Linked DNA regions of Homo sapiens: region 2 is linked to region 1. Evidence: chromatin loops called from intact Hi-C (ENCODE). Cell type or tissue: stomach. All regions are shown on one strand. Links, peaks and the distances in the headings refer to the core of each region. The heading gives the core; the rest is flanking DNA. Region 1 overlaps MEIS1 (Meis homeobox 1). Region 2 overlaps MEIS1 (Meis homeobox 1).

Region 1 (15,627 bases), core at 3,861-11,860:
TCTAAATGCCTGGGCATGCTTAAATAGGCGACTCGGGATGTTTGAGTTGAGAGTGTTTGAAATCTGAGCTCTCTGACAGCCTGGGAGCTGCCACAGGTCACCTGCCTTGCTCCGTAGGGACAGGCCCAGGTCTCACAAGAAATTGTCCGTAGACGAATTGTAGTACAAATTCCTTTCTTTGTTGGTTGGCCTCTTTCACTAGACCATGGCCTATAAAATTTTGTAAAAACAATTCTTAAATATTATTTGAAAGGGCAAATGGCCCACGCTGAAAGGTTTGACAGTTTGACATATAGTGCATGGTTTTGATAGCTCGGAAACTGAAAAGTGTGGCCAAGATTCTCCCCCTGCTCGTTAGAAACCTGGTGTTTTTTTAAATAGTGTCTTGTTGCTGTGCAGAGTTCCTCTGCTCCTTGAAATCTGACAGGCAATGAGTCTGCTCCAGTGATCTTAAATCCTTTTAGACTAATTTGTGAGAGAGTAGCAAAGTACTGTAGCTAGCACCTTTGAGTCCAGCATCCAAGAGGCACAGAACCAGGTATTGCCAATTAAGGAGCCATTCCGATAATCGTATCAAAGCAGATTGCTTTAGAGTCTTATAATGCCCGAGCCTGTGCCTAGAGAGAGAGGAACCCAGAGTTTCACTTCAATGAGGGGGAAAAAAGAGACTGGAGTGGCCCGGTCTCATCAGAGCCCAGGAAGTTGCAGGGAGAGGATTTCTGCATTAGAATGTTGCATATGTGCGGCCTGTGTGTGCGCAGCCCCGGCCGCTGCCTCTGCATAGCCAAAGGCCATTTTCAGGAGCCTCTGGCCCCTCAGTCACTGGCCTGCTAGTTAATTGCCACACGGACTTCATGACACATGGGCAGATAATATGACATTTTCAGTTTCTGTCACTAGCAAACGCCACAACGTTGCTTGCACTAGTTGCTAAGAAGCTGTCAGAAACCATTAGCGGTTGGCTAAAGTCGCCCTATGGCATTTCCTCATAGCATCAGCAAAACGAGCATAAATCACCCACTGGAGCCTACTGCTATCCTAATGAGGCTGTAAGCTTGTTTATGGACTAGCATCATTTTTATGATTATTTCCACCTTTTCAGTTTGCCTTCATTTGGCGGCAGGAGAAGTCAGCTCCAGGAATGAAGTCACTGCTGACATTTTACAAATGTGGTTCAGAGCTGCTGCCTGCTGCCGTGTGGTCGGCCGGCGGTTCTCCAAGTTTGTTTAGTGATCTCAAAAGTAAAAAAGGAAAGAAATTCTCGAGAGACCACATTGAGGTGACTATATCAAATTGCGGAGTGAATGGAAATGCTAAAGGTACAATTGACCATTTAGACTTTCCTCTGAGGTTGAGACATTTCCAGATCAATTTTCAATTTTAGAAAGTGGAAGAGGTTAAACAATTTATTAAAATCTATGAAAGTGTTTGCTTTTAGAATAGTCTGTTTTATTATGCTCTTCTCCTTCCCCATCTTCTCCATTTCCCTAACTTGTGTCGGAAAGGAGCAGGGTTTATTGTTTTAGGCTTTTCTGAACATGCACCAGTATTTACACTGGATTGAAAGCATTTGCTTCCAATGAAAATCTTGTCTTAGATTACAACCCAGCAGTGTAATTTCCCTCCCAGATGGGAGTAAAGTAGCTGTATTTGCCTAAAAACAGTAGGAAGAACAAACTGTGCATTAAGCCAAGGCTGTTTTTGGCTTGAGCTAATGATGTAATAGAAACCTTTTATTCAGGAGAGGTCACTGCCAGGGACTGAAGGGGGTGATCTGGCTCCTGCTTGAAAGGTTTCTCCATTGTATCTACATAAGTCTTCACTTAAAAAATTCTGTTCCTAATGCTTCTGCTTTCATACAGCAGAAATAAACAGGAAAGGTTCTGGTGAGTGTTACACATGGAATGCAGAAAGCCTTCCTCTCCTAATGGAGTATATAATTCAGGTGCCCTCAAGGCACGCTTTCAGGAATTCTTTTGCCTGAGGTAATGGGAAGCTAAGGTTGCTTTAAGGCCTTGATTATCTATTGATGCACAAAGCTGGAAAAAAGTCATCTCTGCTGGATTATAGTAGATATTTCCATAAATTATCAATGAATTCTCTTCTAGGCAGGCACTATGCATTGCTTGCTAAATTAATCTGAAGGGGTTTGAGGTGGATAAAAAGGCTATTTTTTTTAAAGGTGGAAAATAATCATGGGGAGGTGGTGAAAACAGTATTGTAAGGTTATAAGCTTTTCATTTTTAATCAATGATCAGGTCGTATGTGTCTTTTCCTTGGTTACCTTTTGCATATTGAAAGTGGATTAGCCCATTGAAAATTTAAATGCTGTTGAGTTGTTTTCTTTTCTCATGTTTCTTTAATGAATTGTTATTTTATATGGTAAACTGCTTCTCTGAATAAAAAGGCTGTTTAAATACTGGACTTTCAAAGAATTTATTAGGCAAATCCAAGGGGACTTCTCATAAAATACTTGGTTATGCAAATAAAGAGTTTGGTTGGGTGGAAGGAGTGCTGATTTACAGATGTAGGGGTCTGGAACAGCACAGACCCCAGTAGTTCCATGCCAGGGTACATGACCTTGGCCCAGTCAGAGAACATAGCATTTTCTTCACTGATACAACAATGGCTTTGGAGTGGTGGGTTTTCATGATCTTTTCCAAGTGAACACAAGATATGTTTCTGTTAAACTTTTAATGAAACAGATAGATTTTAAATATAATAAAATTACAGATTTTTAATGAATAAAAGTTTAGAATCAGAAAAGTTTTGCAAAAGTTTTGCATTTATAGCATATTCTGTAATAATAGTAGAAATGTTGGAATTAGTTTGTTCCTCACCCAACAAACTTTCTAAACTTCATCTCAGTACAAGTTAAGGCAATTGAAAAAAAAAAATTGAGGAATGCTTTTCTTTTCTTTTTTTCACAGGAGAGAGATGGGTCTGCTGAGGGAGCTGTTAAAAACAGTTGATTAGTTGCAACATACCTACTATAGATTAGACAGAAATAACTGAAATTGAACTAGAGAATTATTTTTTTATGTAGGACCTAATAACAGAAATGAGAAATACAGAAATTCATGAAGCCATGGAAATGAACCTGAGGCTATGTGCAGGAAACTTGTCTTACCAAAGTTTCAGGTTCTTTGGGTCGTGTAGTTGGCTCTCCAGTGGCTTATTTAACCCAGTGAATGTGCTCTTGGGTGTATTTTTTTTTTACCTCATTTCTAAGCCTGGCTGCTATAGCTCTTCCGTTTGGGCCCAGATCAACCTGTCGGTTTCTAAGAGAACGGTTGACCGAGCTAAGCTACTTTTTAGTGTAATGGGTCTTGTCCTTTGTTGTTTTCCTTTTTGACTTTGATGCCAAGGCAAAAAATACCTACTTTCCATTTGTACCTTGTAACTTATTTTGAACAGTTATATGGGTTAAATTTTTATTTTTTCTTATTAAACATGGCATTTTAAAAAAGAAATACTAACTTTTTAAATTTCATTATGTCACAGAGCCAAAATATTTTCTAGAATAAAGAGTGTAAATGTTATAATAAAAATCAATAGAAAAATAGGATCCAATATAGAGGAATATGTTAGCAGGTGATTTTTCAGTGTGAAAAATGCTAGGTTTACCTAGCATGAATTTTAGAAACTGCCTGAATTATTAGTGTAATACAATTCTAATTTACTATTAATTTAGCATTACCTTATTTGATTTACACAGTAATTGTTTTTTAATTAAGAAACTATGTCAGGGGTTTTTCCTTTACTAAACTTGATGCTTTCTCTCTATTACAAGAAAAATTATATTTTATTTGAAGCATTCCTATGTCAAACTGCTTATATGATGGATTACCTACATTTCCCCATCCTAGTTTAACTAGTCTTAAGATAGATCACTTGTGGAAATAGTTGATATCTTAAATGAATCTTCTCACAAGTCAATGTCAATGACTGTGGGATTTGAATGCCCAGGCAGCCATAGCGCCACAGCTAATGACTGCCACCATGTTTAACTCCCCGGTAGGAGTTACACTTAACCTGTCTCAGCTATACATATTGGAATAATTACCATAGCAACAAAGCCACAAGGGGATTGGATATTTCCCTCCATTCCCTTTGACTTTTGGCAATGTTCTTTGGAAGAAGTTCTTTAGACCTGACTGCTCTTGAGCCTAGGCCTTGTTCTTTCTCTGTCTTGGAAAACAAAACACAACAAAAAAACAGTACCAAAGAAACTATTAATCATTTAAATTTGCTCTTTTGGTTTTGTTTATATCCAAAGGCATTCTATTTGAATAAAGCATGTCAAGGTAGCATCAGTCAAAATTTGATTCGCTATGTTTGCAGGTGATGGCTTGGACAACAGTGTAGCTTCCCCCAGCACAGGTGACGATGATGACCCTGATAAGGACAAAAAGCGTCACAAAAAGCGTGGCATCTTTCCCAAAGTAGCCACAAATATCATGAGGGCGTGGCTGTTCCAGCATCTAACAGTAAGTGGATTCTAAATGACATATATAAACTAAATATGGACAATGAACCAGTTTTTATACAAAAAAATGAGAAAAAAGTGATCCCTCTGGACTTGAAATATTTAATAAATAACTGTGTTCCCACAGTTTTTGCAAAAGTATTAGCACTTATTTCTTAGATAGATACCCCAAATGAGAAATTTTATTTAAAATTCACGATTGCGATTTTGTTAACTTTCATAAGTTAAAAGATTTAGGTGTTCATGTGCACTTGTGATTTTAAGTATGTGTTTTAATGATGTTGCTTTTCTAAGTGTGACCCTTAAGTGCTCAGAACCATCTCCTACTAAGAAGAAAGTTAGACAAACCCTAGAGAGAGACTTAATATCTTCTGATGCTTTAGTGGATCTTTACAACAAATGGTCCACAAAAATTTAAATCATGTTGCAATGGCAAGATGATCACATAATTTGCTTTTAAGTGGTTTGAATGCACTGGCTTCCATTACAAAACATTCATGTAAGTCAGAGCTCCACAGTGAAAGTTGTCCCTGTATTTAGAACTGTAAAGGAAAACAGCAATATAGAGTCAGCTCTTCCTGTGTAGTCCCTTGTGACTTTTCAAGCAGAGTAACAGTTTATATTGTCTGTGCCAGTATTGCTGTTTTCACTGCAGGAATTCTCCTGGAGATGTGAGAAACTGGAGATTTGGGGCTTTATGCCACTGGGGGATTTGTTTTGTTTGGTTATTGTTCTGAATGAATTTCATGTTCAAAATATTTATAATAATAATATTTTGGTGGATATTTTTGTAAGTGCATACCAATTTAAAGAAGAAGATACAATGAAGATTTGTGGATAAAATAATATTTTAAAAATCAACAAAATTGTTGACCAGAGGAATTTCAATATTAGAGACAAAGGATGAATTTAGACAGGTTGTAGCAAAGTTACATAGATGGATAAATGTTAAAAACTCTTGAGGGTTGTTTTTTAATATCAGGAGAAAATATTTTGTGTTACTATTTTTGTCTTAGCTTGCTTTTCCTAAAGTCAATTTTTCCTTAAATATTAAAGTTAATCTTGCATTGTCATAAACACTTGCAGAGCCTGTTTACCTTCATACCTGGGCCCACATTCAAAGCCATGTTCCTCAGTGAGTTTTACGGGTACAGAGATACAAACTCAGGGGATGTCTGCAGGTCATGTTAGTTCTGCTCCTCTGGATAGAGGCTGTGCCTCTAATAATACTCAAGGGTATAAATTAATCCAGATTTTCCAGCATCAGTGAATAAGATAAAAGCTGAGAGCAGCAGGAATAGCTAAAAAAAAAAAAAAGTTTCCTCCCTTCTCTTCTTCCCATAATAATTCCAAACAGTATCTAGACTACACTACAGTTTTTGAGTAAACTTCAGGGCTTGGCTATGCTGGAAATTAGTTGGAGATTTAGATTATTTGAGCTGTTTTGATTTTAACATCATATTAGGTTTACCTAGAATCTGATTCAGGCACCACTACTTATCTGACACCTGTTGCATGTGTGTAGATATTTCAATATCTGACTCCTGCAAATTCCCCACTGAGGATTATCAATCACTAATGAACTAGGGGAAAGAGGACTCAGGTCTTGAGGGCATATCATGAAAAACGAATGATATGACATTTAGATAAGAAGTGGCAATTGGTCAAAGGTGTGGTACAATGATGCTGATGCAATGATGCTAATATTTTATCTCCAGAAATAACCAGCTAACTCGCTGTGTGGAATGAGTTGGTGTGGTGGATAAAATCAGGTTGGCCCTGAAGTCACAATCAAATAATTTCTATTTCCTATAGACTAACAGAAACAATGAATAGATTTCTTCAGCCCCCATCTCAATCTGCAAAGGAGTTTTGGCTTTACTTGAAGCTGAGGTGCCCCTGAATAAAATATAATCAAATATTGGTTCAGACAGAATCAGGAGAGAGAGAAGCAAGCTATTTTATGCAGCCACTAGTTTTCCTGTTTTTCTAGGTTGTACCCTTGTGAAGACCCTTGCATAGAGCTACATTATCTTCTTGAAACAAACAAACAAACAAAAAACCCAAATAAACTTTCTAACAGCCCGCATGATTTTACATGCATTGCATTGCTTATATGGACTATGTGTTTGTTACTGGGGCAATTGTAATCGAAATTATTCATGAACTGCCTGATTTCTTGAGACCTAAATAATAGTCTTCAGTTTTGAGGTCTTTGCTGGCCTGTGCCACTGCCCTGGAAGGGGAAGCCCATTCATCCATGTTTCCCCAGCTTTCTGTGAATGTTTATAGGTGTTACCTTGTGGTTTCCATTGGATATTTCTACCTCCATTACCCACTCCAATGCCATCTGCTCATACAGAAATATTGATTAATGATAATGGTCTGTAGATAGCTAATTGTTCTTATAACATCATCTGAAGAGCAAAGTTAAGAGATATGTTTAAATTTTTCATCTTTTCCTTCCCCCAATGAAAAAGATTCCTTCCCACTTCTCTAATTGCAAGAGCAAATAGACCTCCAGCTATAAGGAACACCCGTTACCCTTGTTTTGTAATCCTTCTTGAAGGAATGCATGGACTGCTTAGGTAATATTTATAGTAAGGAGCTAATTTTAATAAATTCTATTTTAAAAACCTATAGAATCTAAAGAGAGTTTTGTTGTTGTTTGTCTAAATGTAAGTAACCACTGACATCTCAGTACTAATTCTTTAGTGACTTTATTTCAAGTTCTGGGAGGTCTTCAGGGATGCACAATTCATTAGGAAGACTGTACAAATTTTAAATGGTCACGTCATTGCTATGTGATTAATGCAACTTATCTAGGAAATCCTTTCTGAATTCTTGCTAGATGTAAAAAAGCCATTGAAATTCTGGCTAATTAAAACAATAGCAATACCAATTTATTAGTAAACTGTAAACTAGTCTTTTTTTAAATGTCAAAAGACATATTCGAAAACCTCTCACACCTTTTAAAAGCAAATTGCTATTTCTTTTTAAAATAAATGGATCAATCCTTTCACTGGGTTTATTCAGTGAAAAAATCTGCCCTTGAAAAGGCTTTAAAGCATTTCTGTGTTAGAAGAGTAGAATAGGCCCTGAATTAAAAACCAAAACAAAACAAAAACCAACTTTCTGAATTTGTACCCCAGCTACATGAGAAGAAAAATGTGGCAGTCTGTAGTTATCCACAGGTAGACTTAATCAGTAGCACATTTTACTACTCCAAAGAGAGAACTAAAGCCTCACTCTTGGGCTCACAGTCTCTAGCAAGCTAAACTGGACATACTTGTATATAATGAAAATAATAAAAGAAAAAGGAAACGAGTTTTAAACTTTGGTGATTATGGGGTAAGAAGAAATTTCAGTGAGGTAAATTCCCAGCTTATACTTAGTTGAGCATTTGGCAGAGTCGATAAGTAGAGAGGGTCTCTTAAAAGAAACTATTCCCTGGAATTGAAAGGAATGACTGACATGATTTAAATAATAAGAGAGAATTAGAAAGAAAATAAAGGCATTTATTAATAGGAATTCTTACATTTGCCTGAAGATGAATTATTGCAAACAATTAAAACGTGCTTAATATTTGCATATGAGTCACTGTGTATTCACAATCAGTTCAGGGGCATATGTCATATCAAGGTTTCTTTTTCCTTCTTGAAGGCATTATTCCAACTGTAAACATAGCCTGTGACATCATAGTGCTTAAGCTGGATGTGTTTTGCATGTTATCAGTTCTTTTGCTGCATAGTATTACAAAGATATGTGTCCAAAGGCTTAGTGAAAATGAAGAAAAAGAATGCATGCCACGTTTAAGGTAAAAATCAAGGGTCTCTTTTCTTTTTTGTTTTCCTATCCTATCATATTGCAGTCTAAAGTATAATCTAAATAGAAAAGCGCTTAATGTGGTTCTTATTTAAAATATGCAGTGACTATATTTTCCTGCATGGAGCTCCCGTGCTTCCAGGAATACTGAAAGTTAGGGATAAGGGAGGGAGGTAGAAAGCATACCTACAGATTCAGGTGAAGCAAGCATTCACGGGTCAATATCCAGCATTGACCAGTCGGAATGGTGATTCTGATGGTGAACTGATTTTCATTCACACTCTCTCCTACTCCCCATCCATTCACCATCCTGAGGATCCCATTTGGTTAAGCCTTACTACAGGGACAAACTTTGCTTCTAAGTTAGACACACTTATGTGCCAAGTGTTTTTGTTTCATTTTCTTTCTTCTTTCTTTCTTTCTTTTTTGTGTATGTGTGCACTTCTAGCCTGGAAAATTTGTGTGTGTGTGTGTGTGTGTGTGTGTGCGGCCAAATTTATGTCTTGATTTCTGATTTATAAGACTTCCCTCTCATTGTGGATAAAGCCAATGCGAGAGGTTGTAGAATCTTCCAGGTTGAGAATAGCGTTTCCATAGTAACACTATTAGATGAAAAGTGCCCTGCGGGTCCGCCACTCTAAGGACGGAGTAAATGGAATTGAATTGGGAATTGAATGCTCTAGAAGAGACAGATGTTGTTTCATTGGTTTCGTTTTTAGTAACAAGATCTGTTGGAGTCATCTTAGTGTCGTATCCCTCCTTGCCATTTTGGAAGAATTATTCTGTAAACATTATGAATTATTACAATGAAAAAGTACATCTAATTGGTATCTGGATAATCCATTCTGTTGATCAAAGTTAGGAAAAGATAGAAGGACTTACAGGTAGGCACATGGGCAGGTAGTAGATGAAATTTTCTCCTCTCCTCCCATTTCTATTTCTTTTTATTGCCCACCTCTGTACTCTGCCAGTTTGAACAGTGAATATTCCTTTTAAGCCTTACCAGCCAGCATCCTTCAACAACCTATCCTGAAAGATCTAGGGGGAGTCCTGAGAAGGTGGTGGGGAAGGACAACTATATTCTCACATTCTTGCCCAAACTGTTCATCAGGGTATTTGAGAAAGGCAGTTTCTTCTTCAAACTAGTCCTAATCTACCTTAATTGTCATGTGCCTGAGACAAGGGAAGTGGCTTGTGGAGATAGCAGGTAACTTTGATTCCTTCTTCACTACCTGTTATCTGCAGACAGATCATTAAATTAAGAGCCTTGAAAACTAGTATGAAGGTGCGAGAAGATTTTTTTTTCCTTGCAGATGTCCATGTACCCTATCAAAAATTAGCTCTTTTACATACATAAGAAGAATATTTTCATAGTTTTTACTTTTTCCCTTACATGTAACTGCCATTCACCTTCACCTCTGACCAAAGCTAGGCTTTGCTGAAACTAACCCAGGCTTGGATGACAAAATCCTTTATCTGAGTTTTAAAAGATCTCTGCTACTTTGTAGATAGCGTATTTCAACTTTGACTAGATAAGGACCCTGACTATTTTTCACTCAAGTGGGAATCATCAGTCTGGGGAGGGAAATGGAGTCGATTATTTAATTACTTGAGGGGAATATTGGAATGCTCTAATTTTTCTGTGATATACATCATATAAACTCTGTTTTAATAATGAAGCGGGTGGTTTCCAGATTCTGGGGCAACTGCCTTTTTCTTTTTCTTAGCTGGTTATTGAAATCCTAATGGGATGGGTGATGAATTTTCTTAGGTCAGGTAAACTGAAAAGGCTACAGCTGGAATTCTTCACCCAGAAGAATCGGAGTTAATACTAATGATCATTGTGAATTAGAAGATCAAAGGAGAAGCATCAGCCTGTTCTCCACATTGTTGCCCCAGAGGCCATTAGTGACCTGGCAAAGCTTTCTCCCAGCCTTCTCTGTACCTCCTTCCCCTTGCCTGGGCCTTTCTTCCCCACTTGTAGTTATGCACCTCTGACCTGGGGTAATTACAGTCAGTTGATGCGGAGGCATGGGGGAAAACAATCGAAAGCAAAATCAAAAGTCCAACTTTAAAATTGCTTATTTATCCAGGTATATAGCCCTTCTGAGCACACGACCTCTGTCTGAGACTCTATGTTACTGTCAGAGTATGAGTGCAATTTTTGTGTGCAGTGAAATAAGTGGTTTATTCATTTCACCAATGGTTGTTTCACTATAAGAGACTTTTGTAGAGTCTGGCTGGCAATTTGTCAGATCATTCTAAAAATTTTCTTTTTTTCCCAAGGTTAAGATACAGATACACGATAGTTTGGTTTTCTGATATATTCTTAATTGGGCTGATTAAATAAAGGATTATGTGTAAAACAAAAGTGCCCATGGACTTTTTACAATTTGTTAGGTTGTTACTGATACACCTAACTGAACACTAGCCAGCCATTTGTACTTCAAAGTGTGTATCAATATCATGTCTTCTTTTTATTTTAATTAGTGATGATATATTTTTAAAGATAAAATATCAAACTTGGTCACTGAGCATGCACCTCAATTTATCTTTCCGATTAAAATTGGAGTACCACAAGTATACATGTGAGTGTGTGTATATTTTTTTAACGAACTCAATCCAACCCCTAGGAATTTTATGCTAGTTTGGTTCTTTCTTTCTTCATGTTTAAGATTCCTAATGAAGATACCTTGTCTTAAAATATGAAGGTTTGACCACAGGAAAATCAGATAGATTTATTTTATAAAAGATTCCAGTGTTTTGGATTGTTTTGTTTTTGTTGGTTGGTGGTTTTGCCAGTAGTAGTAAATCTACATGTCGTGGAATTTAGGATCCTAGGACTGAACTGGTAACATCCACATCATATCTGTCTCTCATGCTAAAGTGTGAGTATAACTATCTGCTCATGTATGTCCCTACCCCTGCCATCTATGAATTTTAGTAGGGAAAACTGATCCATTTTACATCTTTTAATCCCCTAAGTAGCCTTGTCCAAGGTTCTAATTTTTCTTCTTGTACTGATGTAGGTCCATGACAGAGGGCAACCAAGTAGTGGAGTACTTGCACATTGCAACCAAGACCACGTTGCAATGGTCTGTTGCTCAGCTCACAAAACACTCTGGGCCATGACCCAAGCTTACCTTTGATAGATTGAAAGCCATGTGGTAGCAAAAAAAATATTTGATTGACGCTCCAAGGCAGTAATGATAGGGATTGTGTAGATCCACATCAAAATGATTGCTCCTGATGTGTGAGCACTTTCACTTCAGTATTGCTCACCCTTCCTTGTGCAGAGTCCGGAGTGTGGGCAACTTGGCTAGCCTCTGTGGACTTGATAGTCACTTCAGTGTGTCAAGAGCCAGAGAGTGCGCTCAAGAACTCAGATAAGGCATCTCTTTCTTGGTGGGCCAGTGGAGAGCCTCCAGGAGTAAGCAGTAGATGAAAGGGTTATGCTACGCAACCTTCTAACATTTTAAAGGCTTTTTAGTCCTTGTTTTTCATTGCCATTGCAAAACGCCTTCACTCAGCAAATTATAGGCCAGTGAGCACGGGTCCCAAGATGAAATGTATTCCTCTATCTAAAGAAAAGGTAGACCTTAAATAACTTGATGTTATGAAGGCCAACATCCTAAATTAGTTGGTATTTAAATGAGACAGAAATGACTTGGTTTTATGTTTTTAGAAATATTCTGAAATAGGTCTTGGTAACTGCTTGAATTTGAATGTCCTGTTGGCATGATCTCTTAAAAAATGGGGTGGTATATATTAATTTAACCTTGTAGTTGTCTTTGCATTTCATTTCTTAATAATCTATGGTCAGTTTTTATCTGTTTCCACAATTACCTTTGTTGCTAGCATCCCTGCAGTACCCAAGTGCTGTCATTTGCCACGTGGCATAGATTACCCTGAGAATTTGGTATCCTGGGAAGTTTTTGGGATGTCCAGAGACCAGCAGGTATAGTTTTTTTTTCCAACATGAACACTCATCCTATGAAAGATCAAGGTCATTTCTGTTGCAGTTTATAGAAGTTTAGAAAAAATTCTTATCTATTATTTAAAGAAAAGCCAGTTGGCCGGGCGCGGTGGCTCATGTCTGTAATCCCAGCACTTTGGGAGGCCGAGGTGGGCGGATCCTGAGGTCAGGAGATCGAGACCATCCTGGCTAACCCAGTGAAACCCCGTCTCTACTAAAAATAAAAAAAAAAAAAAATTAGCCGGGCTTGGTGGTAGGCACCTATAGTCCCAGCTACTCAGGAGGCTGAGGCAGGAGAATGGCTTGAACCCGGGAGGTGGAGCTTGCAGTGAGCCAAGATTGGGCTACTGCACTCCAGCCTGGGTGACAGAGAAAGACTCCGTCTCAAAAAAAAAAAGAAAAGCCAGTTTCCCAACTTCAAGGGGGAAGAACTTCACAAAATGAATTCGTTGAAAAAATAAAATAAAATATTCTCCTGCCTGCATAATGTGACTTTTATTATATTTTTAAAAATTCAGCTATTAATTGCTTGGCTATTTTGACATTGGATTATTCTATCCTTTCAACAGCTGAAGGAAAAAAATTTATTGTAATGCTAAATAAAAATGTAATATGTATGTATGTAGTGCTTTATTGTTTAATATTTTCCTATACACTGGATGCATAAGACAATCCTGTAAGGTGGGCAGCATGACAAAAATGAAATTTAGAGAAGTTAATGATTTTTCTCAAGATCAAAAGCGAGGAACTGGCTGAGCTTGAACCAGGATCTCCTGACTTGAATTTCCATCTGCTTTCCACCACGCTGCCTCTCAAACACACAGCAAATCAAATCGCGTTGTGGGAGTTCAAAGATATAATTATAATCTCATTCCACAAGCTAGCTAATTAGTATTTTTAAAAAATAAAAATATAAGCCAGAGGGCTTGGCATAAAACTTCATAATGCAATCTGATGGTTATTAGTAACTAAGGGTCAAGAATGGTCCTTCCCTATCTGGAATCTTTTTCTGCAGATATCTGCCCATAAAAAAGGCAAAGAAAGCTACATCTGTTGATATTTTGTGACAATCTTGATAATTTTTGCGTTTTTGGAATTTCAGATTTTCAACATTATTTAACTGCTCCTCCTTCCTTACAGAAATATGTAATTCTCTACCCATGTCTGTTACCAACAATGTCTGTGATAGTGCTTTGGGGGGTGAAGAATCTTTCCTCATGCAGATCCTAACTAAACCTTCTAACACAGAATTTAGCTCCTTGAAGATTTTTTTTTTTTGCCTGTCACGTGGCCTGGACGCCAAAGAGCTAAGTCTTTAATTTTCTTTATGGAGATAGAGGAAACTGCTTATGCAGCCCCGATTACTCTTGAAACTACAATCCAACTGTCGTTTCTCAGCAAAGAAGGCTGCTAAACCCAGGAGAATTAAGCTGCCACTCTGGGGTATGACACCGAGGTCTGATCATTTTAAAGCTAGTAATAACCAGAATCCTAAAATTCTTATGAATAAAATGTAATTTTAGTAATGTTTCCATAAACAGTGGTAATGGTGGCATTTTAGTAGGCAGTGACATTAGTCACATAGAAATTGTACCACATTGGCTTTTAAATTACTCCACCTGTCTGTATGAATAGAATTTTCAGTGTAAAAGCAGAGAGACAGCTGCTGCTAATGTCTCCTTCTCCCTGTGCGTATAATGCTGGCAAATCTACATGCAGAAAGGACTGGCTTGTGATGTAAAATGGTACCTGACCCCGCTGGCTCCTGAGCTACAAAGCAATACCTTTAATTACCAGTGGCTGTGTTTAGTTGTTGATATAAAAATGTCAGCTTCCAGGAGTGTCACCTCAGGTTCACTCCCTCTAGTAATGTCACCCATCGTACAATATTTTTCTTCCACCCACATCCGTAATGCGATGGGTGGGCATTTATCTTTGTGTGTTTCAGAAACATGCAAGGCATTAATAGTTTAAAGGAAAACGCCTAATACTGTACGAACTTGATTAATGATCTTTCCGTTGGAGAAATTTTAAAGATTAGTGGAATTTGGTTCCTTCTTTCTAGCCAGAACAGAAATATGGCATGCCATTTGTACCATCAAAGGGCTTAGCATCATTTATCTAATACAAATACAGGTTCTTATGTGAGGATCATGGCAGGCATGTCATAGAGCAGAAAGGGTAAAGAATGGAGGGGCTTGAGAATATCAAATCTGTTACTACGTGCCCATGTTTCCTATTGATAGATGAGGAAGTTTACTTTTTAGATAAGCCCCTTTGCTCTTAGCCATTTGGTTATGGTTCTATTGTGGCAGCTCCATTGAGACAACAGTGGGCCAGGCGAGGGGATCCTCCTGTTGGAGATGCCTGTTGCCAACAATGTATTTGATGAAATGGTAAATAGGAGATATACGTGTCTGGCTCATTGGCAGGCATTCTTTTTGACTTCTTTCACACAACTGGTGTTTTCGTGTTTAATTGAACAAGGAATGAGTAGTAAATGAAAGCTGCTGCCTGAAATCCCACTGTGAGCATGTTTTGCACTTGGCTCCCCAGTGAAAAGGCAATTTGTGAAATTATGTGATGGAGTAATTAGATGAAGCCAGGGCTTCTGACTGTTGCCATGCATATGTGGCGAGGGTTTGTTGGGAAGAGGGAGGGGGAGAAAAAAATAGATTATTACTCTGGCAAGTCGGCTCAAAGCTTCTTCATTTATTTGTAAACAGAATATTTAGTGACCGCATAGGAAGTAGCTGTAATCACCAGCTCATAAAGAAACCACAGCAGAGCTTTTGGATTTTTGCAGAGTGCTCATGTAAAATTTAAGCTGGGAGGCAGAATCCCTGTTAATGTAATTAGGATCTAATTTACCACCCTTTGCACACAGATGTAATAATGTCTAGATATTTATTCTATCTTTAAGCATGTTACATATACCTCAGTGCAGCAGTTACTGAACAGAAACAGGTGTGAGCAGTTTCCTAATTCGTTTTTACACTGTAAACACATAGCAATTTAAGGGAAATATTTACCAAAAACGAGGGGAAAGAATGTCTGCAAATGAGGCAGTAATGGACAGTTGCCGTTTATGTACTGATGGATTTCTCAATGGTTAAGTAAATTAAAGCAAATGCTAGAAAAATCAATAGGCCAGCATAGTCTTGGTTTTGCCTCATAGACTTCAGGACAGAATGACAGATGTGGTGTCTATGACCCATTTAAGTATTAATGCTTGAAAAACTGCTTCTGCATGCAAGGTTGTAGGCTTAGAAACATTCTCCTATATTAAATTACAGACAATAATATTTTTAAGTATATGTGGAATTTATATGTTTCA
Region 2 (15,627 bases), core at 4,956-12,955, 50 kb before region 1:
ACAGTGAAATATTCATTTGTGAATGTTTATGGCATTTCAAAACATCTAAATGCTCAAAAGGTAAGAGCAGTTTTCCTGTGTTAAGAAAAAAAAAAGGCAAAACAAAACATACTGCCTAAACTTGTTGTGGTTAAATGAATTTTGCTTAGTGATTTCTAGGGATTTTTTTTTTTTTTTTTTAGAAATCCACATAACTTTTTTTCCAGAATTACCTGAATTTGAAATTGAGTAGATGTAGCCCCAAAGGAGTATGTTTTGAGAGGAGCAGGCTGTATCTAGCAAATTATAGGTGCTCAATACATGGTAGTTGAGTGGGTTGAATGATTATATGCTATGTTTTGGTTATCAAGCAGATACAAATGTGAGCCACCAAGCATTTCAGTACGAGTTTCAGTATGACAAGACTTTAAATACTCAGACATAAAAAGCCTTCTCAGCATCCCCATTCCCCAGCTTCAGGTACACACAGGTAAATGTGTATTGTTTCTCACAGCAGCTCCTGTGCCCCTTCTCTTCTCCTCATTTCTCTGCATATGGATCTCTCTCTGATCCCTTTCCTCAGATGGTATCATTGATTGAGGAGTGTATAAGAAATGATATTTGCTGAAGTCATGCACCTTTAAGGATCCCGAAAAACACTGTTTAGACAGAGGGGAAAAGTCAAGGGGAGCCGGGCTAATTAGATGCACCCCCCCAGACAGTGTGGGATGCTGACATACAGCGATCCCATTCACTGTGCTTCATGGAAGAGCACAGGTGTGCACATGGGCACATACATACGGACATGGGCAAGCCTGCCAGTGTGAGTGTGCGTGTGTATGCCTGAGTACCATGCACACTGGTGCCTTCTCCATGCGGACCTGGAGACTGTCCTCACCTGGAGATAATAAATTGTTCACTTTTGGAGACAAGCCAGCTCTTTCAGGCCACTAGAGATTACTTACTAAAGAGACCCTGGTGATTTGAGAGAGTAAATGTACCTCCCCAAAGAGAAAGCCGCCTATTGACAGGTGCAGACTGACTTCGAATTTTGTACACTGATTATTTCATCAGTTTCTACGTAGCTGCTAACTGACACCTTCACAGTAAAGATCATCAGACTCTCAATTATCCACCTTTTTGAATGGGACCAGTAGTGTAGAAGTTTTGAAGAAAAAAAAACTCTATTTTTGGTTCGAAAAAAATGATTCTGGCATCATACTGATGTGGTGAATGACTGACTGGGAAGATGTGTCAAGATGCTTTGTATACTGTAAAGTGATTTATAAATATTAGGCATCGAATTAAACTTGATGAGGTGGGGAGGAACAAACCACCTGTAAAAATCATGTTATTCCAAGGTGAAAATAAGATCAGTTTGCATTCCCTGAGCACACAGCAGCTGGGAGATAGCACAAAGCATACCAAGCTGTGCACGAAGCCAGCTCAGGTTAACCATTCTTTCCAGAAGGTCTATACACTGAATATACCTGTATGTAGATACCCCAAGGTTGGCTTAGGTCAACTTATGTTGTTACATTAAGAACTATAGAAGCTGCCATTTATTGAGTGCTTGCTGCATGCTTGACAATTTACATATGTTATGTCTGCAAGGGAGTACTTTTTATCCTCATTTACAGATGAGGACATTAAGGTTTCAAGAGGTTATGACTTACTTAAGACCATGTAAGTGGCCCAATCAAGTTTCCAACAGGACTAGCTTTAAATTTTCTTTCTTTTGACTGTTATGCTACAACTGAGTATTAATCTATTTTTATAGTGGTGTGTGTTTGTGTAAGTGCAAGTATGTGAGGTATATTTAAATTGTACTACTCTTTTTTAGATATTTTGTGATGTCTCTCATATGGGAGAACACAATGCCAGGTGACAATTTAACAAAGATTCCATATGTATTACTTAAGTTATTCATTCAAAAATATATTTGTATCTAATATAATATCAACATTTTCCTAGGATGGAGGATATAAGCATAAATAAGATGTAGGCCAGGATTTCAAAACATTCATAGTGTAGAATTGTAGACAGGCACAGCAGGTCATCACAAAGCAAAGAGTGAAAGGCTAGAAGTGTGCATGAGATGGTCTGAGCTCTCAGAGCAGCAGAGCCTCACTCATCCAGGGGTTGATGTGTATCAGGGAAGGTTTTCTAGGTAAGGTGGTATCTGGGCTGTGCCTTAAATAGCAAGAAGGAGATAATCAGGGGCTGGGGTCAGGCAGGGCAGAGCAAGGCACTGCAGGCAGAGGAGAAGGATGAGCATGGGCCTGGAGCAATAAGCAGCAGAGTATTTGTGAGAAATCATGTGCAATGGGATGTTGCAGGAGCAAAAGAAACAAGGAGAGGAATGGTCCCTTGGGGAGATTATGAAGGGCTTTGTATACCAGGGTAAGGACCTCAGATTGTATTCTGTAGGCAGTGAGGAGCAGTCCATTCATTCAACAAATGTTTCCTGTGTGCCAGCCAACTGTTGGGCACTGTGATTGATAGTCAGGATGCAATGGTGAGCAAAACTGACACCATGTCTGACCTCACAGAGCGTATGATCTGGTGGAATGGAACTCTTTTAAAGGTTGGGAGTGATGAGGGCCTTAACAAGAACAGCAGTCATGAATATGGAATGGGGGAGATTTATTTCAGAACTATTTGGGGGTCAAAAATAGACAAGATTTGGTGACTGATTGAATGGGGAGGTGGAGAGAGAGAGATAGAGAGAGAGCGTATGAATGGCTCTCAGGTTTATACCACAGGTGGAGGATGTGATACCTACTAGGACACGGAATAAAAAGGAATGAGTAGGAAGTTTGGTGGAGACAAAGAGTTTAGCTTTGGACTTGCTGAGTTGAAACAAGTCCACTTTCGGACTTCTTGAGGTGGATGTCTTTGCATGGAGATGGTTTCGCAGGTAGTTGGACATACAAGTCTAAAGACCAAAGAAGAAATTCAGACACACACGTCTGGTAGCATATAGGAAATCAAACCACTGTGGAGGAGGGAATTATCCAAGGAATACCTGGAAAGTGATAAGAGGTCCTGACCTCTGTCCAAATTTAAGGCATAGATTGAAAAAGAGTGAATGGTAGAAGAAAAAAAAGTCACCAGTGGTAACTTTATTCAGGAAGCCAAGATAGTTTTTGAAGTTGCAGTTTGTTTGTTGGGATGTTGGTGGCATAGTGACTAATGAACAATTCAGATTCATTCCCTAAGCACTTGGTGCCTGCTGAACATGAGCCATGCATTGTGCTGAGCTAGGAAAGGAGAAGACAGAGAAGATTAAGATACCATTCTCACTCATGGAGGAGTCAGGGGAGCTCATTCTTTCTATTTTACTACCAGATGCCAGTAAGATTGCCTTAGAGATTGAAAATACCATACATGGAATCAGAAAAAACCCCAAACAACTTATTTTGAAGTGTTCTTAAGAAACGATAGAAGAAAATGGGAGTGTTCTAGCTGTCAAAGAGAGAAGATATGAGGAGAATCATAGCTTGCTTCAAATATTTTAAATGGCTGTCTCTTGGGGCCCTAGAACTAGAAAAAACATGAGCAAAAATTAAGTTAGTTTATATATTATATATCGATCAAGAAGAACTTACTGATGGAGTGCAGTTTCTAGCTGCCTGCCTCCATTTATGACAATAGAAATAGTGTCTGGAGGACACTGGCTGTCAATAACAAGTTAGAGTGTACATTCAGTGATCTTTCAGGTCTTTCCAGCAAAAGATTTTTTTTTCCCAACAACTTCTTTGTTGTTGTTGTTGTTGTTGTTGTTGTTCTTGTTGTTTTGTCTAGCCCTGTGAACATCTCCTAGAGCAGTGGTTCTCAAATTTTGAGAGCACTGTATACCTGTTTGAGAATCTGATAAAAAGTTTTGAACCCTATCCTTTGGGAAAAATATGCAAGTATCCACATAAACCCAAATATTATTCCAACAAGACCACCCTAAAATCTTCCATAGGTGATTCTGGACCTCAGGTTAAGACCTCTTGTCTTACTGGATTTCCAATAAATGAGAACGCAGCCATTGCTTACTCTGAAATTATATACATTGAAGAAAAAAGCCTCTTTGGGACTTAATTTAAAACCATGACTAAGGTTTTTTATTTATCTAATGCCATGCATTCTTGATTTTATTCTGTCAGCCTTACATTACAAGTGGCCCCAAGCAACTCACAACTTCACAGATATGTATGCATAATCAGATGCACATATTTTATTTTAAAAATAATAATGATGTTGTTTGGTGTAACCGCATATAGTCACAGAGATAGGTTATTGTAACTGAACTTCTCTGTCCATGGATTTGGGGGGAGTTCGTTCTGATTAGGGCTGTCTTACATATTTATACTAGAAGAGTTCATGAGCTATTTCTGATACTTAGACTTTAATCATGCTTAATGAACTGAACTAAGCATAATTCTTGTTCTGTTTTTGTAACTTTGTGGATTTCTTCTAATGCTCAGTTTCATGTGACTACTCATTCTTAAATGCTAATACACAAAAATGCTAATTCAAGAAAGGAGCACAAAAGTTAGATTTCACTTCAGAGAAGTGCATTCAGTATTCATAGGCCTTCTGGAGGAGCAAGGCTGTGAGAAGAATGATATTAGGTGAAAAATATTGGCTCCTACCTTTGGTGAACACACAAATTTAAACATATAGGTTGCACAAAATTTGGATAAACTGAGGTGGAATCCAACATTTCTTGCATGAATTCCTGTATAATGTGGCGATAGCTGTGAGAAAAGAGGAGCCCAGCATCTAAGGCCCAACACAATGAAAATGCAATGAATCGGAATGCCTCACAGATCATAGCGGAATCAGAATTTCCAGCAAGGAAAATCTTTTCATGGTGAATTAAGTGGTGGATGAAGAAAAATGGTGATGAAAAAAGGTAGGCACAGATCACAAACACTGGGCTCAGGGCTCACTGCTGAAGATTTAAGAACCTTAGCTAAAGCTATGCAGAATAGAATGTGGAAAATTGAATTTACTAAACAATTAAGCATTGAATTAATCTACATCCTGCACAGTAGAAAAGTGGGGGAGGGAGCAGAGCAGAGCTGAATAAATCAGTGGAGCTCATTAAAAGATAGTGAATATATCAGGTCTGTTGTAGCATAAAGGAGGACAGCTTCCTGTATAACAAGGAATAATTCTTTGGTTCTAAGTCACCTTTTTGGAGTCCTAGTCTTAATCAGATTAACAAACATGCTTCTGATGAGGTTGGTCTGTGGCTCTGTATTTTAGCTTGTTATCGCTAGCTTTTCTATTAATTACCAGTCAGATCACCAGTCAACAATAGTAGTGAGGGACAACATAAATAAAATGAGAGTGCCCAGGAGATGTCACTCGCAGGATCTCATGCATCCTGAAACTCCCACGGGTTCCTGCAGCCTCCCACATGTCTTGCTGGTCTTTTGTTCAATTACAGTTAATGCAATAGTTTGCCATTTTCTCTTTCTAATTATATTTTCAAGTGGGATTTGTAGCACATAGAAAAACATCCTTTTACATGTCGAGGCACCGGGGTTTTGTGCCTGGCATTGTCTGTCCCCTGGGTGCTGTACCATTCTTTCTGCAGAGCTCTGAATAAACAAGTCCCCCTTTTAGAGCTGCAGTTGTACAAACTGAAAATTTATGCATTAACTGTTTGCATTCTGAGCGTGTGTTCCAGATTACGTCTTACAGCATTCTTCTGGTATGCTGCAGAATGCGTGTGTGCAAAAAGCACTTCTTTCACAGTTCACATATCTTTCAATCTCAGAATCAGCAGATCAATTAGCACTGTTTTTGAGAATATGCATAATGGGTCATATTATACATGAGTCAAACATACAAATGGCATATCTTTCTATGACTTTATTTTCATTTTTCAGGCTGCATTAATCTTCTGGCCAAGATTATAGAATAAGTGACAGTGATGCATCTTGTTCAGAAACAGTGACTCTTTCCCTTTGATTCCTATACAGCATGCCTCTTAGATGGGATCTTTACTTTTCTCTCCCTGGGTGTCTGAGACATTTTGATCTCCTCAGCCCTTCTTATCTTCTCCAGGGTAGGAACATAGTTTTCTAGAAATAAGCAAAGAGCTCTTTGATTTCGCTAGGCATACTTAATGATATTGGAAGGGTCAGCAAACTCTACTACTATATAGTCATGAAGCCTGACCTTATATGATTGAAATGATGTATACATATTTTACATACGAGATGATCCTGTTTTCCCACTAATAATCTTGAAGATAAATATCACTTCCTAGTGAAGGACCAGCTTTGTATTTTGCATCATTCCTACTGTGCAGGATGACCAGTGACTCATGAGGCTGTTTTTGAAAGCTAGCACTAAAAGCTAATTAAAATCTTTTCTGGTGATAAAGAGAGATTTGGGAGAGGTGTCGCCATGATTGTTTTCCTCAAGAATTTATTTTACAGCCAATTTTTCCTATCTGAATGTTACTTTCAAATGCACCCAGTGATAAGAAGCAACATCTGTTTTCCGTTCAATAGTACAAGAAGGCTCTGCATGGGGCTGAGTGTACACAGTCCATGTGAATCTATTGTTATTCTCATTCCTTTTTTGTGCCTATGCCTGGTCCATTTGCCATGTACCATCCGGCAAACAGCTGACACATACTAGCTATTATGGACCCAGGCCTAATTGTGAGGTCTTAAAAGCTCTGCCATGTTTGTCTTCTAGGATGAATCAGAGGCCCCTATAAACCACAGTGTTATAGACCACCACTCTCATTTTGCATTTCCAGAGTAGCAGACTGTTGTGCCAGAGGGTTTGTTGATGTTGAAAATATAGTCAGAATCAGTGGCGGCATTTTGTTTTCCTCTTTGCCTGGAATGTTTTTGTTTTCCTTAGTAATAAAGCATGCAATTACTTACAGAATAACTATTTGTAGATATTATTTTAGCTTGGAAGCAGAAACTGGCAAATTATAAATGTGCCAATGCAGCTCTGAGCTGGAACCATGGTTGAAGGGGGATGGGAAAGGTGGCATGGTTATGTGCTCCAGCCCTCCATGGCTTTGTCATTATGCCATGGGATCCTACCAATAAGGGTTCACAGATGCCTCTTATTTGGGTTTCTGATTTGTGCCCCCACAGCCCTCTTGGAACAGAGATCATGATGACACGGCATCTACTCGTTCAGGAGGAACCCCAGGCCCTTCCAGCGGTGGCCACACGTCACACAGTGGGGACAACAGCAGTGAGCAAGGTAGGAGAGATGTTATTCTCTTTTGCTACTTGTTTCATTTTTAAGGATTGAAAAATCAGAAATGTCTAGTGAGTTACTAAGTATACAGTTTTTCCTAGAAGATAAACCCCCTTTAACTTGAGAATCAGCTCATCTTATTTTATTCTCTGACCCTGCTCTTCTGTGCTATTCCAGCTGCTTAACTGTCTGTCACCTGGCCAGCTTCATAAAACAGGGTAGTGAATTGACTCAGGGCAAGATTAGAGAAGTAGCTTAGAAGTTTGAATGTGAATAAATAGTATGCCATTCATACCCTGCTATACAAATAAAAAGTATTATTACTACTTGCCCTCAGAGGCTTTTCAAGAGCTCATGAAGAAACATCCACTAGGATTCCAAGTTAATGATGTCTTAGGATGCTTATAAGGCTGTGAGCCCTTTAGTAGCACATGCTCGGCTTCCCTCTCCACTGGGTTGAAGTCATTTTTTTCTGGTTTTACTTATCTGAATCTCCTAAGTGCTTGACTTCATTGCAAAGCCAGACTAAATAAAATTTAGGAAGACATGGAAAGATAACAGGTTAATTTGTGTTGTCCTGTGAATGCACATACCTATGTGTATGTGAGTGTCCATGGATTATGCATGTTTGACTATAACTAGTAGGAAATAAAGTTTAAACATCAAGCTAGTCTTCAGCAAAAGGGCGAATTGAGTATTCAAATGTCTGTACTGCTTTTCATGAGAGCCCGCTGTGTGGATTTTGTGTTCCATTAATGCAATTAAAGTTTAAAAGAGAATTCTTTATCTGAATATAAAAAGGCTGTTTTATTGAAGTTGACTCTGAGCCCACAGTAGGTACATACTTTAAAATCTGGTTTTATGATCATGTTTCACTGGAGTGCTGTTAGACAACAAAGGAATTTTGTTGTCTAACTTAGTTGGGCTCTACCAATTAAAATTGCAAAGTCTACAATGAATTTAGTGTGATTAATTTGAAAACAAAAACAGGAAAGTTAATTTTTTTGAGGCACATATATGCTGTTTGTACTGGGAATAACTTCAACAAATATAATTTTAAACATTTGAGACATTTTATTGTTCAAAGAAAAGTTGCTGACTTCATCACAACTATAAGCCTAGTAAAAACGGAGCCCAGAATAGTAAACTGGTTCAGAGCTGAGAGGTAACCTCTGACCTCTGACTTTTACTGGAAAATGATATGCAGCATAAATCCAAGGGGCCTTTTTTCTTTCAAGTGTGTGTATGTATGTGTTATGGCGTTGCTGTTCAGAGTGCTATAGTTAAGGTGGTGTCAGCACTTTCAATATAAAGCCCTACTTTCATAACTCTACTTACACTATGAGTTTTCAAAAAGGTGTAAATGGAATATAAATTCTTTTTCCTGTAGCCCAAAATTGCTACATGGGGTCGCAGCCTAGTGTTTGGCTTGTTTCTTTTTCTTTTTCATTTCTTGCTTTTCAAAACTTATATCATCTGAGAATAGGTAGATAGTTCAGCTGCTGCATTGAAGGCTTGCAAACTGCTGAAATGCACTTGAATTTAAAATTGTAATGCATCTGTTTTCTCAAACATAGTATGATAAGAGGATTTTCAGATAGCAAATGCCCAATACCAGTTCTTCCCCTCTGACATGCTGTAACAAGGAATTAGGAGTGTTGTATGCTGCTTCTTCCTTCAACAAGTGTTCTCCAAAGGCCTATTTAATAATTTGATTGTAACTAGGAACTACATATTATTCACATTACTTTCTACTTATAATGTTTCTTCCTATATTTTTTCTTTTTATGTTTTATATTTGAGTCCAATACCTAGTTGTTTTTAGGGCAGTTTCACATAAATTATCTTATTTGAATGATCTCAGCTGAATCATTTAAAAACAATCCTGGGTAGCAGAGTAAGTGGGTCTATCCCCACTTGACAGAGGAGAAGAATAAGGTACAAAGAAGCTGAGTGATTTGTTGAGGTCCCAGTGGAGTGTCAGACCTAAACTTCCAGTTTCCCAATTACTTAAATAAGGTTCTTCTCATCAGACCCTCTTTCCTCATCTCTCTACTAAAAAACTACAGTGAATAACTTCCACTGTCATCAAATAGAAACTTTCTGTGCTGGTTTCCCCTACCCCACCTTTCTGTGCTTGATAACAGAAGCTGTTGGGAGCCCCACCTTCAGTCTTATTTGTCCTTCCTTGTGGGTTTTCTTTGGCAGTTGAATTTATTCCTGCTAAATGCAGAATGATGCCTGAAAGTGTTGCTGCAACAACTTATGCACACTTCCATGCCAACCGTCACCCTTCTAAACCTTTTTTTCATCCCTGAGAACTGCAGAGCTTGGTCTTTGTGCAGCCTTCGGATTAACTGTGCACAGTGGCTTTTCCATGTTTTCCCTGTTTGCCTTTTCTGGCAGGCATGGATGTGTAAGCTGTGCCAGCATTTGGCCTGTAGTACATGTCCTAAATAGTTATTTACACAGTTTGAGTCCATTTTAGTCAACTGGGTAAATAACAGCCCTCTTCAAAAGATTTATAAATCCATAAATATGTCTTTATACATACCCAATAGACAGAAATAACTCAATCTGTCAAGAACATATCCAAAGAGGTGTTTCCCCCACAGACAGGAGTAATACATATTTTAAAACTTTCTCTGACATATTATTTTTACTGCATTTCTTTTTTCCTCATTCCTTTTCCATTTTTACCACTTCATTATGGCACCTGTGGTTAAAAAAAAAAAAAAGAAAAGAAAGAAAGAAAGGAAAGAAAAGAAAACAAAAAAGAAATCCCCTAGGCTTTAGCCCTCTGTTAAATAACCTTATCTGCTACACAGTGGAGGCATGTAACAGGCTATATATATATACATCTCAACTGAGTCCTATTCTTTTGAACTTCCAAAGTAGATAAAATGAAATAAGTTATGCAGGAGATTTTAAATGTTCTAAGATTTCAAAATACAGTAAGAGTTTCTGGTTAGAGCTTCAGCAATTTGGGGAATTTTGAATGACTGATAATTTGCTGAATTAGTAGCTGTTGTGATCAGTGAAAGAGTTTTAGTACACATTTTTACCTAAACATTAAAAAAAGAAATACAAAATCCATGGCTGGGAGCAGTGGCTCACGCCTGTAATCCCAGCAGTTTAGGAGGCCGAGGTAGGGGGGGGTCACAAGGTCAGGAGTTCAAGACCAGCCTGGCCCACATGGTGAAATCCCATCTCTACTAAAAATACAAAAGTTAGCCAGACGTGGTGGTGGGCGCCTATAATCCCAGCTACTCGGGAGGCTGAGCCAGGAGAATCGCTTGAACCCAGGAGGCGGAGGTTGCAGTGAGCCGAGATCATGCCACAGCACTCCAGCCTGGGTGACAGAGCAAGACTCCCATCTAGGAAAAGAAAAAAAAAAATCCAATCGTGGGCATTCTAAAGAGAATGTACATAAGATGTGTAATTACAAAAATATCAAGGTACTATTATTCAGGGATTTAATGTTTATTCGCGATTTACACAATATATCTTTCCCTCAATTCAAATTATTTATCATGATGACCCTTTTTATGATATCTACTTCCATTCAATATTAATACTTGTGGCCCCTTGCAGGAGATTGATTCTTTAATAGTAAAGTCCTTTTCAATTGGCATTTAAGAGGGAGGGCCTCACATCTGTGTTTGGTTGGGGATTCTGTTGCTGTTGCTACAACATTGATTTTTGTTTACTCCATAACTTCCTCAAAGTACTTCCAAAGATACCAGATTGAATCCTTATTTTATCCCTGGCAATTACTTGCTTTATTTTCCCATTTCACAGGAGATAGAAGTAATAGCTCAGAAATATTGAAGAGTAACTCTCAAAGTCAGCTTCAGGATCTTGGTCTCTTGGCTTTGTAGCTGCTTTAGGATGGGGTGTCTGTTTCCAGGGCTGCCAAGTAGTGTCTCATAGGTACGGGAGGTACATGATGGCAGAGACGTGTGGCTTTCGTGTGTCTTTTGCATCCTACTGTGCATGGCTGCCCGCCTAACCATAATCAGAGCCTACTCTAGGAACTGTGTGTTTTGGAGTGGGAGAACTTCAAGCAAATTGGGTGCCTCTTCCCCTAGATTTTTACTGTTTCCCCAAAGGCCTGCCACAGCCACTCTATGCCTCTTAAGCAGCTTCAGCTACGATTGACCACATTTTTGAGTCTGGACAGGTCTCTGTTTTTGCTTTAAAGTTAAGAGAGCTAAATAAATGATGGTAAAAAGATAATAAAATAGAACATGAAGGGCTGTCAGTCAGTGTAGGTATTTCCATCCCCTCACTTTTCAAGTGAGGTCACGGAGGCTCAGAGCGATAAGGAGACTTGTCCAAGGCCACACACCGGCTGGTGCTCAAGCCGGGACTTGAACCCACGCAGTCTGACTCTAGAGCCCAAGCTCCTAACTATGACATCCTATTTGATACACTGTTTTACTGGAGAAACAGATCATTTGACAGACATTCTTTCTGTTAGCAATTTGACAACTCTTTCCCCAGTTGTCTGTACTGAACCTGGCGCTGTGCTCCGTAATGGTGACCTAGCTGTGAATAAGATAGAATCACCTTAAACTCAGAGGGGTAATGTTCTGTTGGGGAGGGAGAACCTAGTTTTGCATGCTAAGTAGAATGATGAATGAAGTATTTACAAAGGGAGCATGATGACTGATATGATTCATTGGTATTATGTATTAAGAGCCTATATCATTTCACTCATTCAAAGACTTAGTGAATTAAGAATAGAAGCATGGGAACAAGTAAAGATATTGCTCTTGCAGAACATTTTCCACTGAAAGCTCATCATATTTTCCTCTTTTGTGAGGATAAAGAAAAAGTATTATTTCTACATGGAAATTTGATGTAATACATTTCAACCCTAAAGGCTTTTAATGATTGCTGGAATCTCTAAAACCCACTTATGAACTTCTCCTTTAGGAGGCAGGACTCAGAATAACAATAGTACCACTTAAAAAAAAAAAAGCAAAACCAGCATGCCAGGATGTTTCTTTAAAGAAGATTAATGCTAAGCACTGCATTTCTCTATCATAATGTATCAATAGTTGCAGTGCCTCCCACTGCCCCATCCCCCTCCACACCAGCTTTTGTGTGAGTCCAGGCAACCTATAGGCAGAAGGCAATTCCATTTATTATTGAGGGGACTCTCCAGGCAGTTGTTCCAGACCTGTGAAGCCAGCAGGCAGAGCGGCCTGAGAGGGGGTGGGGAGCACCGGGCGAGGGAGGTGGGGAAGGGCCACATTATGTTCCAGATGACTGAGTAACGATTTATATATCACTCGCCTTTTTTACATGAAGAAGAAAAGTAATAACAGCCCAAACCCAGGCATTTGAAACAGTCAGCTGTCCGATGAATAATGGGATAGGTGGGAAGGAGCGCTCTGATTGGATGTCTTAATGAGCACATTTCGCACAGAGTTTGGGCTGCAGTTCCCCTTGACCTTTGCCCTTTATTGACCAAACTGACACTTCATTTTTCACATACTTCCAATTATGGCTCGGCTTAAGTGTTGCCCTCCCTCCTTTATTTCTTTCCTATGGACAACTTGAGAGTGGTTGAGGCCACAGAAGATATTTTAATTTGAAAAACTACCGTAGCGACTCAGGTTCAGGATGTAATCTGAAACTGCTGTCACTGCAGCTTTTCAGCTGAAAACACAAAGTTAATACTGCTTGTTTCTAGACAATTTTCTTTAAAAAAAAAACACGAAAAAATCTAACATATTTTACAAACGAAATGATAACCTAAGAACCTTGAAAATGAAGGAAAATGGTTACAAACGGTAATTTTTATTTTTTGTTGTTTCATTTGTCTGTTGGTCACAGTGACTTGAATGATCTCTATTTGTTCACACTTGCTTCTTAAGCCTGTACCTCTCCAGGGACTTCTGGTATTTCAATGGCACTGTAATGATTTTGACTAATACACTTTTGGGAGGAGAGAAAAGTAAAATATAATTGTGACCACAGGCCTTAGAGCATCGCAGCCCTGTGTGTTCCTTTGGTTATATTTAATGTTGACCTGCAAATTAAAGTGTGGCCTTTGCATGCAGTGGCAGGCAGAATAGGAAAATGATTTCCTGGTGGGAAAAGTCAGGTGTAAAAAAGAAAGAGGAAGTTATTATGCTCCACAAATGGCCGTTATCAAAAAGTCTATATTATTAACTTATCAAACATGTTGAATGAGATGTAGAGACAGAGAACTGTTTTCCCAAGAACACCCTGTAATATACTCACCTTTCCTTTTATTGACTCATCAAATGTGAGTAACAGTGTTCTGGTTTCCACCTGCTTGACTTCTAGCATCATGAAATCAGGTCATCTTAAAGAAAAATAACTTCATCATCTAAAAGTAGTAACTATATTTAGGGGCACGAACTTGGCCATAAGCATTTTCATAGAAAGTGCCTCTTCTCATTATTAGGCAACATCACCAGTAAACTTGAGGTCATTGTTTTTCATCTTAAACAACCGAAAAGTGCATTTGAAATTATTTACAGCCGAGTAGAGATATTCTTCGAACACAGAAGTATTTATCTGAAAAGTGGATGAAGTGTTATCTACTTTATTATGTAGCCCTCTAGCATATCTGTGGCATATTTTTACTGTAATATGGTAATAAAAGAATATGTAAAAGACAGACAAATGTTCTGTCTTTTTCTGTAAGGTGACCTCTGTTACCAAGTAACTGCTTTACTTATGAGCTTATTAAAAACTCAAAAAATGAGCTTTTCATAGTTCACAGGCATTGATGTGAAAATGAGCTGTCCTGTGAGTAGTTTTCTTGATCACTTTTAGAACAATTGATTAGCCAAAGAGCTCCTGTCATTAGTTGACATTGACTGATAGCAATTTGTCACAAGCTCTGAAGGTCAGCTAGACAGTTGGAGTTTCAGCTTGTCTTTGATTGACCTTTACTGATTCCATCCTCATGTGATTGGGTTTGAATAGTTCTGACCCTCAATTGGAAAAGACAGGGCATTAGTCAACAGAGTCATTTCTTATATTTTCTGTTGATTGCTCATTTTTATTTATGTGTGAATTCATGGTCTGGATTTCTTATCAAATTTTGAACTCTCATTTTTGAAATTTAAAAGGTGCGATATTTATTGTGTGACCTGTAAGTCACAATTCTGCTTTCCCTTTGGTTTGCACACTTGATTTGTGATGTCAATGACGTCTGTCTACTGGCCACTGTTACCTGTGCAGGTACTGGAGTTTTGTTGCAAGTGATGGATTAAAATTTTGTTGTTGCTGTCATTTTTTAAGAAATACCAACTCCGGTGTGACTTGTAGCACATCTAAAATTATACACCAATTCTTTTATTTTCCTAGAATTGACTACTTTTGTCTCCCAAGACTCATGCAATATTTTAAAATAAGAAATAAGTAGTAAGGAAGTATATGAATAATGATGTTGTGTCAGTTCATCATTTAGCTCTGCAGCCAGAGGCATGAAAACTTTTTAAAAAGTATCTTCTTTTCAGTTTCACTCAGTTGGCTGTAAATTAGAGAAAGCTCCCCTAGCTAGAAGGGCATTCGCTTTTCAGTGATAGTGGAATATATTTTCTGTTTTCATGGACCTGGAAGTTAATTGTTCATAATATTCAGTTCTTTCTTTTCAAAACTGTAAATATTTTCCAAAAATACATCACATATAGAGAAATATGTTCCACATCATATTAATACCATGCATTGTATTGTTTTATGTAAACGATGAAAATGGAGATATTAGCTTTAAAAACCCAGGTCTTAATCTGTAATTATTTAATTCAGTTTTTATGTAAGGCCTTTTCATTCTCTTATCCTTTCTCACCTTCCCTTCTTCTCTTGAGTCTGCATTGGGTTTTAAACTATAAGCAATAACTTGTTTTTCAGGCCAGATCTCCCAGGCATTCCAGGGCCACCACACACAGCCTGGCACAGCTCAAACATGTGTTTCAGTTTCTACCCAAGGAAATAAATAAGGAGAGAATTCATTGTTTCAGGTGGTAGATTCTTCACATGGTGTCATTCTTGGCAAGGCAGAAGTGAGGAAGTTAATTTTAGGGAAGCATCCATTTAATGTAGCCCAAGGAGATAAAAAGAGTTTAGAATTATAATCTCTCCTGCAGATGAGCCAAAATATTATCATGAGTTGTGTTTAAGCGGGGGATGGGAATGTAAATTTATACATTCTAGTCAAGTCATCAAAAATAGATTAAGCACTTACTGTGTGCCAGGTACTCTGTGTGAGCTATAAAAATGAGTAGGTCATAGTATTTGCCCTTAGGAAGTTCCTGTGTGCTACCAAGAACATCAAGCATATCAAAGTAAAATATTTGCTAAATATTGGATATTCTTAGGGAGCCGTGAGTGTATTTATTTCACAACATGCCAATGACCCAG

The links. A loop is a pair of places that touch in the nucleus more often than their neighbours do. Peaks named below come from ENCODE experiments on the same cell type or tissue, not always from the same donor. Only the 100,000 strongest peaks of a DNase experiment are listed, where the experiment ranks them.
Region 2: it touches region 1 in a loop (1.8-fold over the local background); 2 of 110 quality-filtered maps call a loop at or near these places.

The regions. Positions count from the first base shown.
Region 1 is chr2:66,507,805-66,523,431 of GRCh38, forward strand. MEIS1 (Meis homeobox 1) reads left to right here. Exons shown (of 13, transcript NM_002398.3): 8 at 4,345-4,490. Among named protein-coding and RNA genes, the nearest start is that of LINC01798, 58 kb to the right of the region's middle. RefSeq lists enhancers at 1-2,651, 1-392, 1-1,314, 13,319-15,627. In stomach, for the core only: no CTCF peak of the experiment used is centred there; a DNase peak (open chromatin) is centred at 8,167.
Region 2 is chr2:66,457,000-66,472,626 of GRCh38, forward strand. MEIS1 (Meis homeobox 1) reads left to right here. Exons shown (of 13, transcript NM_002398.3): 7 at 7,110-7,221. Among named protein-coding and RNA genes, the nearest start is that of MEIS1-AS2, 24 kb to the left of the region's middle. RefSeq lists an enhancer at 4,008-6,961. In stomach, for the core only: no CTCF peak of the experiment used is centred there; no DNase peak of the experiment used is centred there; H3K27ac peaks cover 2,637 bases.